Regions from separate parts of the Homo sapiens genome. Here region 1 is linked to region 2. The links are chromatin contacts, found by Hi-C or POLR2A ChIA-PET in ENCODE. All regions are on one chromosome and are shown on one strand. Each heading gives the region's core, a stretch centred on a gene start or an enhancer-like site at or near the end of the contact. The rest is flanking DNA. Distances are from core to core; before and after follow the strand shown. Region 1 has its middle 31 kb from the start of LRRC37A. Region 2 overlaps MAPT (microtubule associated protein tau).

The links. A loop is a pair of places that touch in the nucleus more often than their neighbours do. ChIA-PET counts read pairs that join two places held with the same protein, here RNA polymerase II (POLR2A). Pooled maps may share reads with other maps.
Region 1: a pooled map shows a loop between it and region 2 (6-fold over the local background). The contact joins two enhancer-like sites. A Hi-C loop is called at or near these places in 5 of 50 pooled maps. POLR2A ChIA-PET finds 5 or more read pairs at or near these places in 2 of 52 experiments (HEK293 and PC-9).

What each region holds. Positions count from the first base shown.
Region 1 is chr17:46,261,383-46,267,636 of GRCh38, forward strand. It overlaps a transcript of LRRC37A not described here and the pseudogene LOC100132570. Among named protein-coding and RNA genes, the nearest start is that of LRRC37A, 31 kb to the right of the region's middle. Within about 2 kb of position 4,934, at least 33 of the 41 ENCODE cell types and tissues checked have a DNase peak (open chromatin) inside an H3K27ac peak, as active enhancers do.
Region 2 is chr17:45,944,687-45,951,393 of GRCh38, forward strand. The region is part of intron 1 of MAPT (microtubule associated protein tau); the gene reads left to right. Among named protein-coding and RNA genes, the nearest start is that of STH, 51 kb to the right of the region's middle. Within about 2 kb of position 4,530, at least 8 of the 41 ENCODE cell types and tissues checked have a DNase peak (open chromatin) inside an H3K27ac peak, as active enhancers do.

The sequences.
Region 1 (6,254 bases), core at 3,684-6,183, 320 kb after region 2:
TTTGGAGGATGGTTACTACAAACTATATTTGTAATTTTTTTTTTCTTGAGATGGAGTCTTGCTCTGTTGCCCAGGCTGGAGTGCAATGGCACGATCTCAGCTCGCTGCAACATCCACCTCCTGCGTTCAAGTGATTCTCCTGCCTCAGCCTCCCGAGTAGCTGGGATTACAGGCACGCACCACCACACCCAGCTAATTTTTTGTATTTTTAATAGAGATGGGGTTTCTCCATGTTGGTCAGGCTGGTCTCAAACGCCTGACCTCAGGTGATCTGCCCGCCTCGGCCTCCCAGAGTGCTGGGATTACAGGCCCGAGCCATGGTGCCTGGCTATATTTGTAATATTTTAACCACTAAAAAAAAAAAAAAGAAGAAGAAGAAGAAGAAAAAGAAACAAGTATGGGAAAATATTAAGATCTGATAAAACCGGGTTATACTTATGCAGGTATTCATTACATTATTCTCCATAACTTTTTAAATGTTTAATAATAAAAGTAAAAATATTTTCCCCTTAAAAATGTGCAGAGCATACCTCAAATAATGTTGACAAAGAATCCTAAAGACAATTATTATTATTATTATTTTTTGAGACAGGTTCTTGCTCTGTTGCCCAGGCTGGAGTGCAGTGATGCCACCTGAGCTCACTGTAAACTCCGTCTCCCGAGTTTAAGCAATTCTCCTGTCTCAGCCTCCTGAGCAGCTGGGACTACAGGCGAGCACCATCATACCTGGTTAATTTTTATATTTTCAGTAGAGACGGGGTTTCATCATATTGCACAGGCTGGTCTTGAACTCCTGGCCTCAAGTGATCCACCCACCTTGGCCTCCCAAAGTGCTAGCATTACAGGCATGAGCCACTGCACCGGGCCTCTCAAACTCCTGACCTCAGGTGATCCACCTGCCTTGGCCTCCCAAAGTCCTGGCATTATAGGCGTGAGCCACTGCGCCCGGCCGATCTTCCTTCCTTTCTCCCTTCCCCTCTTCTTCTTCTTCTTCTTCTTCTTTTTTAATTAATAGAGATGGGATTTTGCCATGTTGCTTAGGCTGGTTTCAAACTCCTGGGCTCAAGCTATCTGCTCGCTTCAGCTTCCCAAAGTCCTGGGATTAAGGGCGTGAGCCACTGCGCCTGGCCCCAGTAAGGATTTAAAAGCTCAGGAATTATTAGTCAGCTTCCTTTTTTGTTCATCCTGTTGTTTGTTCATTTCAGTCTATTCCCTTTTTATAATTTCCTTCTTCATAAGGACTATTTCTCCTTGTACTTTTGTGAGAATTCCCGTAACTTGTAATCCCAGCTACTTGGGAGGCTGAGGCAGGAGAATCACTTGAACCGGGAGGCGGAGGTTGCGGTGAGCCGAGATCAAGCCATTGCACTCCAGCCTGGGCAACAAGAGCAAAACTCGGTCTTGGAAAAAAAAAAAAAAGAAAAGAAAAGAAAAAAGAAAGGAAGGAAGATCCTCATTGGACAGAGCAAAAAGCAGAATTGATGGCACTGAAAATGAAATCAGCAGCTGATGTACAAGTTCCAGAATGTCTCCTAGAGTAACAAGGAAATCCGGGTGTGGTAGTTTATGCCTGTCATCCAAGCACTTTGTGAGGCCAAGGAGGTTAGTTAGCTTGAGCCCAGGAGTTGGAGACCAGCCTGGCCAACATGGTGAAACCCCATCTCTACAGAAAATATAAAAGTTAGCTGGGTTTGGTGGTGGGTACCTGTAGTCCCAGCTACTCTGGAGGCGAAGGAGGGAGGATCACCTGAGTCCCGCGAGGTCAAGGCCACAGTGAGCCTTGATAGAGTTTTGCCACTGCACTCCAGCCTAAGCAACAGTGAGACCCTGTCTCAATAAACAAACAAACAAACAAATAAATAATTGTAGAGACAGAAGATAAAATGGAGCCCGGTGCAGTGGCTCACGCCTGTAATCCCAGAACTTTGGGAGGCTGAGGTGGGCAGATTACTTGGCCCAGGAGTTTGAGACCAGTCTGCCCAACATGGTGAAACCCCGTCTCTACTAAAAATACAAAAATTAGCCAGGCATGGTGGTGTGTGCCTATAATCCCAGCTACTTGAGAGGCTGAGACAGGAGAATCGATTGAACCCAGGAGGTGGAGGTTGCAGTGAGCTGAGATCACACCACTGCACTCCAGCCTGGGTGACAAAGCCAGACTCTGTCTCAAAAAAAAAAAAAAAAAAAAAAGGCTGAGCACGGTGGCTCATGCCTGTAATCCCAGCACTTTGAGAGGCTGAGCCGGGCAGATCACCTAAGGTCGGGAGTTTGAGACCAGCCTGACCAACATGGAGAAACCCCGTCTCTGCCAAAAATACAGTATTAGCAGGTCGTGGTGGCACATGCCTGTAATCCCAGCTACCTGGGAGGCTGAGGCAGGAGAATCGCTTGAACCTGGGAGGTGGAGGTTGCAGTGAGCCGAGATTGTGCCACTGCACTCCAGACTGGGCAACAAGAGTGAGACTCTGTCTCAAAAAAAAAAAAAAAAAAAAGAGAGAGAGACAGGGTTTCACCAGGTTGGCCAGGCTGGTCTTGGACTCCTGACCTCAAGTGATCTGCCCGCCTCAGCCTCCCAAAGTGCTGGGATTACTGGTGTGGGCCACTGCATCTGGCTCCCACCATCTCTATTAAAATAAGATAAAATAAACATAAAATAATGAACCGACAAAATAATAATACAATTCATTGTAAGTAAAATGCTATCCTGAGTTCTGTGAGTCATTCTGGATAATTCAAATTCTCTAGAATTACCACCTCAGCTGACTTTTTTTTTTTTTTTTTGTAGAGACCAGGCTGGTCTTGAATTCTTGAGCTCAAGTGATCCGCTTCCCTCAGTCTCCCAAAGTGCTGGAATTACATGTGTGAGCCACTGAGCCTGGCCTACAAATTCTTTATTATACAACACACAGTAGATGCTCAATAAATATTTGCTAAGCAGAAACATACACTCAAAATACCAGAAATTATCAAGGAAGTTGCCAGTTGGTCTCTTGGGTTCTTCCTCCCGACAGGTATACACACCTATTGTAAAGATGAACACATTAGGCTGTGAGAAACCAATACTGTTAAACATTCCAATCAGGTGACAAACTCCCTGGGCTCTGGTTTATATTACCAAGCAACCTGATGATAACTTGGCTTCCTGTGTGGCTTGTTTATAGAAAGAGAATGCTACCCAGGCTGACGTGAGTTGCATTTCTGAGTTGATTTCTCACTGTAAATTAATAAACTGGCATTCTGGCTACATAGATCAGTCTCTTTGAACTCTTTGTACCTTCCACCATTAGTGTGATTTCTAAGGCTGCAAGCCAGACACTGCCCAAGACCCAGCACTGGACTCTGGTGAGTTCTTCCAGCTGTTGCCACCCCAGGAGGCTCTGGGAGCCCCTGGGAACCATCCAGCTTGCTCTCTGTCTCTACATTTCAGGGTGTGGGTTTCAGGGCATTCACAACATTCCTGCAACAGAAGAGTTTTGGGAACACCCCCAGCAGGATGTGGGTGATTTGAATGTATGTCAGAGATGTGGTTGTAACTGAGAAATCTTAAGCCTAGTGAATTTTATTCCACTTGACTTAAATAAAGAGCACGTGAAAGAAGGGGATCTGAGGACATCTATGAACAGGGCCCCGAGGGCATGAACTTACTAGTGTTTATATGACTAGTGTTTATCTGGGCCTGTCTAGTCTGGAGAACCTGACTCTGGTGTACCCAAGCTTTGCAGTGGCTGTAGAGGTTTGCTCTTTTGGAGGGAGAAGATAATTCATTCCTCCAACACCTGAATGAGGGTAGATTAACCCACCTCCTTCAGCTGCAATTTGGCAAATTTCTCTTCTTTGATTTAATGCTCAACGGACAAATTTCCTTTCTTCTTCTTCTTCTTCTTCTTCTTCTTCTTCTTCTTCTTCTTCTTCTTCTTCTTCTTCTTCTTCTTCCTCTTCTTCTTTTTTTCTCCTCTTCTTCTTCTTCTTCTCCTCCTTCTCCTTCTTCTCCTTCTTCTTTTCTCTTCCTTCTCCTCCTCCTTCCTCCTCCTCCTCTTCCTACTCTTCTTCCTCTTCCTCTCCTCCTCCTCTTCCTCCTCCTCTTCCTTCTTCTTCTTCTTTCTTTTTTTTTCGGTTTTGAGACAGGGTCTCCGTCACCCAGGCTGGAGTGCAGTGGCACGATCTCGGCTCACTGCAACCTCCACCTCCTAGGCTCAAGCGATCCTCCCACCTCAGCTTCCCATGTGGCTGGGACCAAGGCGTGAGCTACCATGCCCGGCTAATTTTTGTATTTTTTGTAGAGACAGGGTCTCTCCATGTTGCTCAGGCTGGTCTTGAACTCCTGAGCTCAAGAGATCCTCCTGTCTCAGGCTCCCAAAGTCCTGGGATTACAAGCACGAGCCACCATGCCCGGCCTCAACAGGCAACCTTCTGATTAATAATTAGACCTCTGTGCCGGCCGTCGTGGCTGATGCCTGTAATTCCAGCACTTTGGAAGGCCAAGGCGGGTGGATGGCTTGAGGTCGGGCGTTTGAGACCAGCCTGGCCAACACGGTGAAACCCCGTCTCTGCTAAATATACAAAAATTAGCCTGGCATGGTGGCGTATGCCTGTAATCCCAGCTACTTGGGAGGCTGAGGCACGAGAATCGCTTGAACCCGGGAGGCAGAGGTTACAGTGAGCTGTCATATATAATGAAACAGTTTTACTAAACTTAGGAAGCAGTGACTTGGTGTCTCTAGAAATTGCCTAACATACACATTCCAGGATACATTCTCTGTCATCTGGAATCTCCTCCCTTCCACAAACCCACGCTGTCTTAAGCACTATTTTCCTATTTGTTGTTGACCTAATCTAGAAAAAAGCGGCCATCACTCTTTCTCCCCCACTCAGTCCCTCAGTCCCGAAACACCCTTATTCTCCGCACTTGTCACCCCACCCTCTGCTGCCCCCACCGCAGCGCGCAAACGCACACGAGTTTAAAGTTTAGGCTGTGATGCTATCCTCGCCCGCAGATCACAGGACAGACATTCTCGGGGACAACTTTGCGAGGCCATGTGCTCGTCCCCCTTAGGAAGGAAGAGGGAGAAATCCCTGCGGCTCGGTTTTGTTCCAATGGTCTGCTCAGCGAGTGATTCCCGTTTCCCCAAAGGCTGCCCCTCATTAGCATGAACGGGGACGCGGGTGTGGAGAAGGGGTTAGAGGAGAGAAAGCAAGCAAAAGCCCAGGCTCACTTTTAGAGCCTGGGAACCCTGTCTGCAAAAATGACAGCTAGAGCTTTCTGGCTCCTCTGTTTAATCGTCGGATCATCCCCCGAAGCTCCGGTGGAGAGAAAAAGTAAGATCGGTGTAGTGCGGAGCCCTGGGAGCGGAGCGGGGATCTGGGGAGGGGGCGCCCAGGCCTCAGCCGCCGGCCGACAACCGGGCCACCTTCCGTGAGGCCGCACACGCTCCCACAGGCCCGCGCCTGGCGCAAGCCGAGAACCGCGCGTCGCCGCGCCGCGGGCCCGCGACGGAGGAAGCCCCGAGACGCGCGCGCTCACGGGCCCTACGCTTCCCCGCCGCCCGGCCGCGCGCGCGCGCCGCCGAGGGCCCCGCCGGCCCTGCCCACCCCAACCGGCCGCGCGCCGTTGTGCCGGCCCCCGGCTCGCCGCCCGCGCCGCCGCCGCGCCTCAGCTTCAGATTCGGCCTCAGTCAGCCGCGCAGGGACGCGGAGCCCGGCGCCGAGCTCTGCGCTTGCGCTTGCCGGGCGGGCATGGACGGGCGAGAGGCGTTCTGCAAGCGCGAAATCGGTGAGCCCGGCCGCCGCGCCGCCGCCCCGCGAGCCTTTCCGAGTCCCGGAGAATCCTGCACGCGAGATCCCAGGGCGCCCGACCCATGCGGGCCGTTTCGCTGTTGCTAAAAACCAACGCCCAGGGACTGGGAGAGGAACTGGGGTTCCCAAACTGTTTTTTGGAAGCAGCGATGAACGGGATAGTGCATGACGTGGACGTGCTGGGCGCGGGCATCTGGCTGGTGACCCTGCTGGTGGATCGGGACGGGCTGTACAAGATGAACCGCCTGTACCTCACTCACCCCCGACGTCTTCTTCTTCCGAGTCCACATGTTAGTCCTGGACTCCTCCAGCTGCAATAAACCGTGTCCAGAGTTTAAACCTGGTATTGAAACTGAGCTGAATGACGCTGCATATGTACTTTATACCACCGTTTGTAACGTGGGTGCCACAGCCCGGGCTGTGGGTCGTCCAGTCTTTTTTTGGGACGGATGGGGGACAGT
Region 2 (6,707 bases), core at 3,280-5,779:
GCTGGTTATCATTCCGGTTTACAGCTGATGGAAGAGCAGGTGCTTCCGAGAACCCACAGTGCTCTTTGGCCAGTGACCCAAGGGTGCCTCTGAGAGGCCTCGCAGCACCCGGAGGTGCTGCTGAGGCAACGCCCTGACTGTAAGAAGGACCATTCATCCTCAGAGAGTGGCCGTGATGCTGCTGCGACAGTCCCACCATCCCTCCCGACTCTCACTCCCAACAGACTTCCCACTGTAAAGCTGAACTCTCCAGCAAATCACCTCTCGCCAGACTCTCTCCTCACTCTCTCTGGGTCCACTAGAGGTTCCTCAGCCTCTCTTTGCCTTGGTTTTCCCAGCTGTAAAATGGAGCAAAGAGGGCCTATGTACCCACAAAGGTGTGGTTGGAGCGACTCCTCCTACATTAGGGCCTCGAGTGGGGCTTCATGATTGGTTGGTGGAGGTCTCCAAACCCACCCAGTGCCACCGAAGGCTGAGACTGCAGATGCAATGCCACAGGTGTCCTTCCTCAGCCTGGGCAGCTGAACATCATGTGTAAAACGGGGATAATAAGATAATAACAGCCCCTTGCACCTATGTGGCTGTGAGGATTAAACAAGATAAATGTGTAACAGTGCCTGGCTATAGAAATATTTACTCTTGTTATTAAGGGAAGAATATGTGTGGCTAAAAAGGGATCGAAGATGTAAAAGCCAATCCCTCCCCCTCTAGCATATTTAAGGGTAATGTTGAGTTGGTTTGTGGACCATTTGCTGCCTGTTAGAGCTGGAAGGTAGGGACCCCCTCTCAACAGCGATGCTACAAATTATACCCATTGGAGGTCAACCAAAAGACAAAGCTTATTGGCTGGACATGGTGGCTCACACCTGTAATCCTAGCACTTTGGGAGGCCAAGGCAGGCGGATCACTTGAGATCAGGAGTTCGAGACCAGCCTGGCCAACATGGTGAAACCCCATCCCTACTAAAAATACAAAAATTAGCTGGGCGTGGTGGTGCACACCTGTAATCCCAGCTACTCAGGAGGCTGAGGCAGGAGAATCACTAGAACCCAGGAGGTGAAGGTTGCAGTGAGCCGAGATCGCACCACTGTACTCAAACCGAGGCAACAGAGGGAGACGCAATCTCAAAAAAAAAGAAAAAAAGACAAAGCTTGTTAATACCAGCATATTGTTAAGGGAATAAAGTAGGCTGCAGAACAACTGGTGTAATATGGTGCCATGTAGGGAAAATTACATGTGTGCATAGGAGAGGGGTCTGCAAGGTTGTGCCCTAAGATGTTAGAGTGGTTCCTTTGCTTTTCTCTTTTATAATTTTGTATTTGACTTTTAAATAAGGACCATAAATCACTTTTATAAAATACATTCTCTCCAGCCCCTACTACTCCTTTAAAGAATAAGAGTGGTTTGCCCAAGAAAGACAGTTTTTTTTGCTCTGGTTTTCTTGATTCTGACATCAGAGGAAACTGCTTCTCATCCACTTGGGGCTCTGGGTTCAGGGGATTCATTTCAGGCAGATTAAAGTGGTGACCAGGGGCATTCGTGGACACAGGGAGGGACAGGAGCACCATCAGTTTGTCTCACACAACCACTGTCATCCTCACTGAAGGCTGTTGCCTGATCAAAAACAGTATTGGGCCAGGCACGGTGGCTCACACCTGTAATACCACCACTTTGGGAGGCTGAGGTGAGTGGATCACTTGAGGTCAGGAGTTCGAGATCAACCTGGCCAACATGGTGAAACCTTGTCTCTACTAAAAGTTCAAAAATTAGCCAGGCGTGGTGGGTGCCTGTAGTCCCAGCTACTTGGGAGGCTGAGGCAGGAGAATTGCTTGAACCCGAGAGGTAGAGGTTGCAGTGAGCCGAGATGGCACCACCACACTCCAGCCTGGGCGACCGAGGGGGACTCTGTCTTAAAAAAAAAAAAAAAAAATATATATATATATATATATATATGTCAAAAATGGGGTAGTTTTTAGATCTATAGTAGTTCTAAAAACAAAGGCCATCCAAGCATGACAGATTTACAAGCACTATTGGCTATTCCAGTAGTTACAATGGAGGAGAGAAGCTTTTAGTTAAAACAAACAAACAACACAACAAACCCAGAAACCTTAGGTCAAAACCAAAATTGTCCTCTCAGACACAATCTGGGAATTTTCTCATGACAGTGGGCATTAGCCAACTGACATCAGCAGCAACCATCCGTGTGCACACAGTGGCACCACCTCCTCCCAAAAAGCAGCCTTCATCTATGCCCTCATACAATCGTTGATTATTCTCTTTGGATTGAGGCCCGGAATTATTTAAGTTTCTTCTTGCCAGCATGAGTCTTTCCTTTCTGTATGCTCCTTATCTTCTCTCTTTAATTTGGCAGTTCTGCTTGAAATCTGGGTCTTTCATTAGTAGTAGTTCAATTTGGTTCCAGAACATTCTGTGGTGTGATGCAATGTGACCAGAGCTCACACTTCAGAGCTCTTCAAGGGCCAGTCTTACTGAGCACCTCCCAGTGGCTGCCTGTGTGCTGGGCGCCACTTGTGGTGGGCAGGAGAGAGGAGGGGACACAAAAGGAGACACAGCTCCTTCTTAGAAGCTCAAAGTTGGGGACCAGCTGCCACAGAAGAGTATGTTTAGCATCTGAGACACCAAGATCCAGCGTCACAAGGGTGTTTATTAAGCCTCCTCATCTCTTTCTTTTTCTTTTTTTTTTTTTTTTTCCTCAGGCAGTCTTACTCTGTCACCCAGGCTGGAGTGCAGTGGCATGATCTCGGCTCACTGCATGCAACCACCACCTCCCGGGTTTAAGCAATTCTCCTGCCTCAGCCTCCCCAGTAGCTGGGATTACAGGTGCCCACCACCACACCCAGCTAATTTTTGTGTTTTTAGTAGAGACAGGGTTTCACCATGTTGGTCAGGCTGGTCTCGAACTCCTGACCTCAGATGATTCACCCACCTCGGCCTCCCAGTGTGCTGGGATTACAGGTGTGAGCCACCGCGCCTGGCCTTGCTGTTGATTCATCTATAGTATGTTTGACTTGATGACCTCCAGTTACCTTAGACAGAGGTTCTCATCTAAGCTCCAACTTTCCATTTCCTTTGTCCTCGTCTTTCCCCTTAACCCCTCCACATTTCTCTCAAAATCACCCCACTTCTAAAAAATACTGTTTATTTTTCTTTTAAATTTCAAATTATCTATACTCATTGAAATAAATCAAAATAGCATGGAATAAGCGAAAAAAATGGATCCCACCCTTCCCCACTCCCATTCCCTAGGGCTAACCATAGTTAACCATTTAATGACTAGGTTTTTTTGTTGTTGTTATTTTTTATTTATTTATTTTGAGACAGAGTCTTACTCTGTCACCCAGGCTGGAGTGCAGTGGTGTGATCTCGGCTCACTGCAACCTCTGCCTCCCAGGTTCAAGCATTCTCCTGCCTCTGCCTCCTGAGTAGCTGGGATTACAGGTGCCTGCCACCACACCTGGCTAATTTTTGTACTTTTGGTAGAGACAGGGTTTCTCAATGTTAGCCAGGCTGGTCTCGAACTCCTGGCCTCAAGTGATCTGCCCACCTTGGCCTTCCAAAATACTGGGATTAAGGTATGAGCCACCGCACCCAGCCCTCCTGGGCTCTTTTCCTTTAGTTGCACTCGCTCCCCGCTCCTGGAGTAGAGGGATTTCCGAGAGACTGTGGGCTCCAGCCTTCACCTAGGCCCAGGACTAGGATGCCTGCCCTAACATTTATCTTTATACCTTAAAGCAAAACAGCTGGACCATAAGCATTCAAGAACAAACTGTGAATAAGGAGAAAGTTCTCCCAGGAAACAAGAGCTTTAGTTCTGTTGGGCCAGCCCTTATATTCCTTAGCTGTTACCAGTCACTGCTTGATTTAATCTCGGCTATCACTTGGCCTGACAGGTCTGCTGCTGGTGCCAGGATGTCTGGGTTTTGAAGCCTGGCTCCATTACATACTTCCTGTGTGACCTTGGGCAACTTACTCAACCTGTCTGTTCCTCAGTTTCCCCAGCTGTATTATGTCAGCATAATAGTTTGTTGTGTGAATTAAATGAGGTAATAACTGGAAATGCTTCAAACATGGTTCCTATCATGAGAAATCCTGCTTTCCGCCTAAATGTGCTGGAAAATTCCTGGTGGTGCAGAACAGGAGACCAGAGCAAAGGAAAGACAGGGTGCAGAAGCCAAAAATTACCTTGGAGAACAAAGCGCATGTTAAGGTTATTTTTGGATTCTAGGTTTATCTCTGCTTGGTCTTCAGTTACCTGCAAGAGATCCATTTAGGGGATTTTTGTTTGTTTTTAACGATAGCTTTATTGAGATATAATTCATATGCCATAAAAGTCACTCTTTTAAAATGTTTCCGGTATATTCACAAGGCTGTGCAGCCTTCCCTGTCCTTGATTCCAGTCTGAGTTTTTAACTGAAGGGATAAGGAGGACCACGCTTTCCCCAGACCAGAACCGCGGGCCAGGGGGCGATTCTGCTGAGTCACCGCGGGCGCCTGGTGCGCGGCGGCGGAGCCCGGGACCTTCCTTGGCTGCCCCCTAGCGAGGGCCGCAGCGCAGCCTGAGACACCCGCCGGGGCCGCTCCACGGCCGTCGGATTTAGACTGGAAGCTCGGTCCAGGTCCCCAGCTTGATGCGCCCGCGGTGTAGGAGACCAGCCCGACTCGGGCTTCCCCTGAGCCCCTGGACTCTTGACTCCAGCAGGGCCTGGGTAATGAACGTCAGCTCCCCTTTCCCAAAGGGGTTGCTCTGTTGGGAAGGCACCCGTTTGATACAGTAGCATAGAGATGGGTTTTAGCATCAAAATATCAGAATTCAAGCCTTGCTCTCTGCTTACTAGCTGTGTGACCCTAAAAAGGTTTCTGAACGTCTCTGAGCTTCAGTTTCCTCATCATTCCTTCTCACGGGGTGGTTGTGAGCATTACAGAGATCCTCTCTGTGAAGCCCCTGTGAGTGGCTCATCCTGAGGGCTGAAATAAACATGTTATTAATAATCCAAAACTGGCAAGGGATGTTGACTGGTCCCCCTCCCTTGCCCAAGGAGCTTTCTAGAACCTGAGTTATCATTACCAAACTGTACTGCCTTGAGTAAGAAAGTTAGAAGGAATGGGAAGGATGGTGGCAGGTGGAGGAAGGCGGATTGGTCATCACCTCCTTGCAGCAAGAAACAGCCCCAGATCGTGGGAAACCTACAGACCTGCTAGACAGACTAGGAGCAAAAGCTGGGGCTTTAAGAATCCCCAGGGAGGTTCTCCTGAGAGAGTAGCCAGTTGGATTTTGTAAGCAGAGATTTGTTTGGGGAGGAGGTGACAACGTAGGGAGCAGAGGGGCAAAGCTGTCGGGAATCCTGCCTTGAGGGCAGGGATGTGTGTTGGGGGGAGTTGGGTCACTGGGGCTCGGTGGCCTTGGGCAAGTTTCTACCTCTCAGGTCCTTTACCCACCTAGGGTCGCCATCCTGCCCACCTCACAGGTTACAGTGAGCCTGGATGCACTGTCATGGGCAGGTGCCCAGGAAAATGGCAGACATGTTCCAAACAGCACGCAGCATTCCCCAGTGATGCCCAGGGTCACCTTGGAGGTGGGCGAGATGCCTGGGGTTTCTCGTCCACCCCACAACACCTCAGGGGACAGCCAAAGCTGTCCCTTCAGGTAAGCTGCACAGAAGATGTGAACTCTGCTGCAAAGACTCTATTCTTTGGGAGCAAAAGGGACCCAGGGTCTCACCTGCACATCCCTGTCCCTGAGGGCCTAGGGGTTCTTGGAGGCCCCAGCCTTGGCAAAATGAGGAAGAAGGTGAAGGTTGTCTGGGCCCCTGCCAGGCTCCTTCCTCGGCCACGCACTCCCCTTCCTGCACACACACCCTTCTCCCTCCACCCCATCTCCATTGTTGTCAGAAAAGTCACAATAAAAAGGTCCATATTGTCTAGTTCCCATACTTTTAATTTTTAAAATTTTATTTATTTATTTATTTATGTATTTTTTGAGACAGAGTCTTAACCCAGGCTGGAGTTCAGTGGCATGATCTAGGCTCACTGCAACCTCTCCCTCCTGGGTTCAAGTGATTCTCATGCCTCAGCCTCCCGAGTAGCTGAGATTACAGATATGTGCCACTATGCCCAGCTAATTTTTGTATTTTTAGTAGAGACGGGGTTTCACCATGTTGGCCAGGCTGGTCTCGAACTCCTGGCCTCAAGTGATCTGCCTGCCTGAGCCTCCGGAAGTGCTGGGATTTCAGGTGTGAGCCACCGCACTCGGCTCCACACTTTTCACTTATTAAAAGACTGTGGTGTCCATCAATGGATGAATGAATAAACCAATGTGGACTATCCCTCCCATTACCCAAGGAATGAAGCACGGAGCCGTGCCAAGATCTGGATTCACAGTGAAAGAAGCCAGTCACCAAAAGCCACGTGCTGTGTGACTTCCCTTATACGAAATATCCAGAAGAGATACATCCATGGTGACAGAAAGTAGATGAGCAGCTGGGGACTGGCGAAGGGGAGAAGGGGGAGCAGCTGTCTATGAGGTCCAGCCTTTCTTCTGGGTTTGGTGAGAATGTTTTGGAACTAGATAGAGGTGATAGTTGTACAACATTGTGAATGTACTAAATGCCACTGAATCATTCATTTTAAATCGTTCTTTACGTTGCATGAATTTTAAGTCAATCAAAAACAGTTGTTTGAAAAGA